Linked DNA regions of Homo sapiens: region 2 is linked to region 1. The links are chromatin contacts, found by Hi-C or POLR2A ChIA-PET in ENCODE. All regions are on one chromosome and are shown on one strand. The core of a region is the stretch at or near the end of the contact, and the rest is flanking DNA. Distances in the headings are between cores, read along the strand shown.

Region 1 (2,700 bases), core at 114-2,613:
ACAAGTTGGTCATTTTATGATATATTGTGAAACAAAACACTTACTATATTCCAAAATTAGAAGGTGGGCAAATATGGGGGTGGGGAGGAGGCCATACATTTAACATGGTGCTCAGACCCTCGAGTGTCCACAATAAGAGTTTCTTGAGGAGGATATTTTTATTTCCCAAGCATGCAAATGGAATTCATATTATGAGAAATTGGTAAGTCAGAATACAAATGCTCAACAACCCAAATCTGCTCAAAGACACAAATTTGTGTGTTAGTCACTAATAATAATGATGACGATGACAACATTGAATGCCTGCTGAGAATCATGCATTTCACACACACACACACACACACACACACACACACACAATTTCTAGTTCTCATAACACTGTAAAATTTTTTCATTTTTAAACAAATGAGGAAATTGACCCAATAAATAAGTTTCTCAAGGTCACACAGCTGGTAAAAAAGTTGAACTGAGATTCAAAACCTGGCCTATCTTATTCCAAAACCTCAACCTTCTTCACTCTTTGGTCTGGCTGCACATGTCCACAGGTGCATGTTTATCCATCTGTAAATGGCTTAGAGATCCTAAATCTCTCAATATTACTGGAACCAGCTGCTTTGAAATGCCAAAGGGAAGGAGGATGTTTCCCAAGGCCCCCATCAATGGACTGTGCTGTAGGTAACTGTGCTGACATCATGGTGAGTTCTACCTTTGCCCTTGGAGCCCTGATTGCTGTTTTCCACAGTCAGTTAACTGCCTCAGTTGGTTTCTTGAATTGTGCTAAATTTTGATCACAGCCAGCCCCATATATTTGTCCTGAGTCGGGGAGCATGAGCACAGGCAGGGGACAGGAAGGTGTGGCCAGCACCTTCTCCTCTCACCTCATTAACAGAACCCATCTTGGCTCCCTGCCTCTGCTTCCAGTCACACTGCCCCTGCTGAGTGAGCAGCTGTGCTCTGTTGACCTCCCGGCTACTTAGCTAAAGGGCAATCATTCCTTTCAAACCTCCTTCTTTTCCCCTCTCAAGTCCTCAATAATCCCTGAACCACCTGAGCATGTTCCTTCATGTTCCATCTGGAGGGAAATGGTCACCCGCCCTTACGTAAAACATTGAAGATACATGATCAGGAGAGCTATCCCAGGTGTCCCAGGCAGGCCCCGAGGACAAAGAGTAGGACCACATCTTAGGACTGTGCCTTGCACACCCTCCCCAGGCGCACCCTCCCCAGGATCCCCATGATCCCAATTTTTCATCTCCACTCGGCAAACTATGCTTAGAAGGCTGACTGTGCACACAGTGCCCACAAAGGAGCTGTGAGCTGCCATATTGGCCTTTAATCAAGATTTTCTTGTTTTTTTTTTGTGGGCCTGAGTCATCTCTGCACATAAGCCTTTTGCTCTCCCTAAGCTCACAAGTAATGAGGGTGTGGACACTCCTGGCCCAGCCTAACACTGGCTCCTGGTGAATAAACCCAAGAGGGTGTGGCCCCTTGGGCACCCTCTTACCCTCTCCTCCTTAATCTGAAGCTTCACGCCGGCCTGGGTCTCCCTACCCATCTTCGAAGCCCAGGCAGTCCGAGACGGTGCCTCTGCCTTGTGTGGAAACATCTTTGTTAGTGTCACTCCTCTGCTCAGCATCCCCTTGTTCATTCCATCTCCCTCCAGTGAATTCACAGAAGGAATGTTTATGAATCAGAGCAACTCCTATCTTCGAAAAATATTCACTCATTCATTTAACAAACATTTATTGAGTGACTGTATTATGCCAGGCACTGTGCACTGTCCTAGGCACTTGATAACACCCAAGCCTAAGATACACCAATTTACCTTAGAAGACCATATTCTCTGATTTTGCCCCTCTTCCAAAACACGGCACTGACAGAGCCCAGAACATTCCAGAATTGGAAGGGACTTTCTAAATCATTTAAATCATCTGGCCATTTTACAGACCAGCAAGCCTAGGAGCAAAGCCTAGGTCTTCAAGGCTAGGAATCTTTGTGCTTCCTTGTTTACTGTCTCTTCTACTCATTTGGAAAGCAATGCTCTGTGTGACCTGGGGCAAGCCCCTTCCTCTCTCTGGGTCTCAACTTTCTTCCTGTAAAATGGTGAAATTGGGTGAAAGAGTCCTTAACGCTGCATCTAAGACTTTCTGGATCTCATTGCATACTGCTTTTAAACACTCTTGGGGTTCATGGTGTATTTCCACTTACATGTGTTATATCTTCCCAACAAGGACATATGTTCTGTGTGGTCGGGGGAGAGGAGGGAAGGGCCATTTAACATCCCGGGTTACCCACAGCACTACATACACATTGCTGTTTACATTGTGGGAGTTCAACTGCTTTTAGTTGACTGAACTGGAGGAGAGCATACTGTTTTTTGTTTTTTGTTTTTTTTTCTGAGATGTAGTCTCACTCTGTTGCCCAGGCTGGAGTACGGTGGCGCAATCTCTGCTCACTGCAACCTCCACCTCCCGGGTTCAGGCAATTCTCCTGCCTCAGCCTCCTGAATAGTGGGGACTACAGGCGTGCACTACCACGTCCAGTTAATTTTTTAGTAGAGATGGGGTTTCACCATGTTGGCCAGGGTGGTCTCGATCTCCTGACCTCGTGATCCACCTACCTTGGCCTCCCAAAGTGCTGGGATTACAGGTGTGAGCCACAGTGCCTGGGTGATCACATGTTTTTTAAAACATTAGGCCA
Region 2 (2,700 bases), core at 71-2,570, 540 kb after region 1:
TGTTTTGGAATTTGAGTGAGAGGCAGACATTATCTTGTGAAAAAACCCGTCCAGATGTGATTGCATTTCTCAGTCTTTTCTGTGACAAATAATGAGATTTCAGAGAGGAGAACTAAGGCAATTCTGTTTCTCTTTTGGGGTCCAGTAGTTAAGGAAACTTCAGAGAACATCCTGTGCTTTTGAGAGAGACGGAGGACTGAAAAGATAGGGGTTTGGAGGAGGAGAGGTCAGAGAGACCTTGAGGCCCATTCTTTAGTTCAGCATATCAGGGTGCCATCTTTCAAGCTATCATTTTTCTGAGCTCCAACAGCTCCATGGTTTGAGGGAGAATGAGGAGGAATCATAGACAAATGAAAAGTATCCAGGGGTTGGTCTAGGGGAAAGGTGGGTGTTACAAACATGCATAGAGACTAGAGAGGAAGAGCAAATTCAGAAGGGAAGATGATTACTTGAGTTTTGGTGCTTGCATGTGGTGGGGCAGGAGTAACTCATCGCATTTTCACCAGGCCGCGTGCGAAATATCCTTTCAGAGCATCAGTGTGCCCTTTGCTCTGACTGCCAATCTCTGAACATCCTCCTGATTGTCTTAGACCTGACTCAGGATTGATAAATACACCTAACTAGTAGTTGATTGTATGATTTATAGTGAGAGAGATATATAAACATTTGGAGTATAAGAGTACCTTTGCACAGGGTGTCACTTTTACAGTATTAGGGTCCCTGGGAAATGGAACTAGTAATTGGAAGATTTAGGAAAGAAAGAATTATATGGTCTAAGGGTATTTAATCAGGCTCTAAAAAGTGCTCAAGTAAGAATGTGGCTCTTTAGTGATCAGAATACTTGTGAGGGTCACACAGTGTCTCCACTCCCGTAGTTTTTTTTTTTCTTTATTGTCAAGGATATTTCTTTGTGCCTGCTTAGTACATACTTATTTCCTTGTCTTCCACTCATATTTATGAGTCATCTTTTTCAGAGTGGTTCCTTTTTTTTTTTGAGACAGAGTTTCGCTCTTGTTGCCCAGGCTGGAGTGCAGTGGCGCCATCTCAACTAACTGCAACCTCCGCCTCCCAGGTTCAAGCGATTCTCCTGTCTCAGCCTCTCAAGTAGTTGGGATTACAGGTGCATGCCACCACACCCAGCTAAATTTTGTATTTTTGGTAGAGACAGGGTTTCACCATGTTGGCCAGGCTGGTCTTGAACAATCCTGACCTCAGGTGATCCGCCCGCTTCAGCTTCCCAAAGTGCTGGGATCACAGGCGTGAGCCACTGCGCCCGGCCAGAGTAGTTCCTTCTTCAGATGTTTTACCTCTTAGTAGTTTCATTTTCAGAAAGCACACTGACATTTATTGGGCAAGTCCCTTTACATGGGTGTTCTATCTTAGAGACTGACTTTCTCACTAAGCTCCAAGTGTGCTTTGTGGTAGCACCTTAAAGCCTGATTATGTGACCTCCATTCCACTTCCTCTCCACTCCCCCATCCTCCTGAGCAGGTGGAATAGAAGGAATGCTCTATTTAGGAGAGTTAAAGAGTTCTGATAGAATACCAGGGGGACCTGGGAGCCAGTGAATGGCACATCCTGGGCATGCCTTCCAACAGCATGTGGTGCCCCCCTAACCTGATGGCTGTCCTCCCCTCAACATATTCTATGGGGAAACAGTCTACATGGGTAAGACAGGAAGGCCAGTGGGAGTGCTGAATGCTTTTTTTTTATTATTAACAGCTCTGCTGTATTGTATTAATTCCTTATCCTTGTACTGAAAGCTTGTAGGAGTTCAGATTTTTTTTAAGTCTGTCAAGGAAAATAACCAGCTTGAAACATGTCATTTAATATAGAGACAAATAGCTTTAGTCCTCTACAAGGATGATGTGAAGTGTTTAAATTCATATATTGAATAAAATAATGTAGGCAAGGTATTGAAAACATTTGTAATCACTCCAATAAATTGCTTATCATTGCTTTGAAAATAATTCCACGGTACTTTTAATAACAACAACAACCACAACAATAATGGCAACTGTTATTCAATACTATATATGGGACACTGAAGCAAAGGTTTTTTATTTTATTTATTTATTTATTTTGAGTCAGAGTCTTTCTCTGTCACCCAGGCTGGAGTGCAATGGTGCAATCTCAGCTCACTGCAACCTCTGCTTCCTGGATTCAAGCAATTCTCCTGCCTCAGCCTCCCGAGTAGCTGGGATTACAGGCACCCGCCACCACACCTGGCTAATTCTTGTATTTTTAGTAGAGATGGGGTTTCACCATATTGACCAGGCTGGTCTCTTGGCCAGGCTGGTCTTGAACTCCTGACATTGTGATCCTTCTATCTTGGCCTCCCAAAGTGCTGGGATTACAGGCATGAGCCACTGAGCCCGGCCCTTATTTTTATTATTATTTTTTTATTTTTGAGACAGGGTCTTGCTCTGTCGCCCAGGCTGGAGTGCAGTGGCTTGATCATGGCTCACTACAGACTCAACCTCCCAGACTCAAGTGATCCTCCCACCCCAGCCTCCCAAGTAGCTGGGACCACAGGCACATGCCACCATGCCCAGCTAATTTTTGTATTTTTTGTAGAAATGGGATCTGACCATGTTGCCCAGGCTGGTCTCAAACTCCTGGGCTCAAGCGACCCTCCTGCCTCAGCCTCCCAAAGTGTTAGGATTACAGGCATGAGCCACCGTACCTGGCCAAAGCAAA

The links. Hi-C counts contacts between places; a loop is a spot of excess contacts on that map. ChIA-PET counts read pairs that join two places held with the same protein, here RNA polymerase II (POLR2A). Pooled maps may share reads with other maps.
Region 2: a loop to region 1 is called in a pooled map, with 3 times the contacts of the local background. The contact joins two enhancer-like sites. A Hi-C loop is called at or near these places in 2 of 37 single-sample maps with no recorded cell type and 2 of 50 pooled maps. POLR2A ChIA-PET finds 5 or more read pairs at or near these places in 5 of 52 experiments (A549, A673, GM12878 and 2 more).

What each region holds. Positions count from the first base shown.
Region 1 is chr6:42,238,513-42,241,212 of GRCh38, forward strand. The region is part of intron 15 of TRERF1 (transcriptional regulating factor 1); the gene reads right to left. Among named protein-coding and RNA genes, the nearest start is that of MRPS10, 22 kb to the left of the region's middle. Within about 2 kb of position 1,364, at least 3 of the 41 ENCODE cell types and tissues checked have a DNase peak (open chromatin) inside an H3K27ac peak, as active enhancers do.
Region 2 is chr6:42,773,956-42,776,655 of GRCh38, forward strand. It overlaps a transcript of BICRAL not described here. Among named protein-coding and RNA genes, the nearest start is that of BICRAL, 6.7 kb to the right of the region's middle. Within about 2 kb of position 1,321, at least 15 of the 41 ENCODE cell types and tissues checked have a DNase peak (open chromatin) inside an H3K27ac peak, as active enhancers do.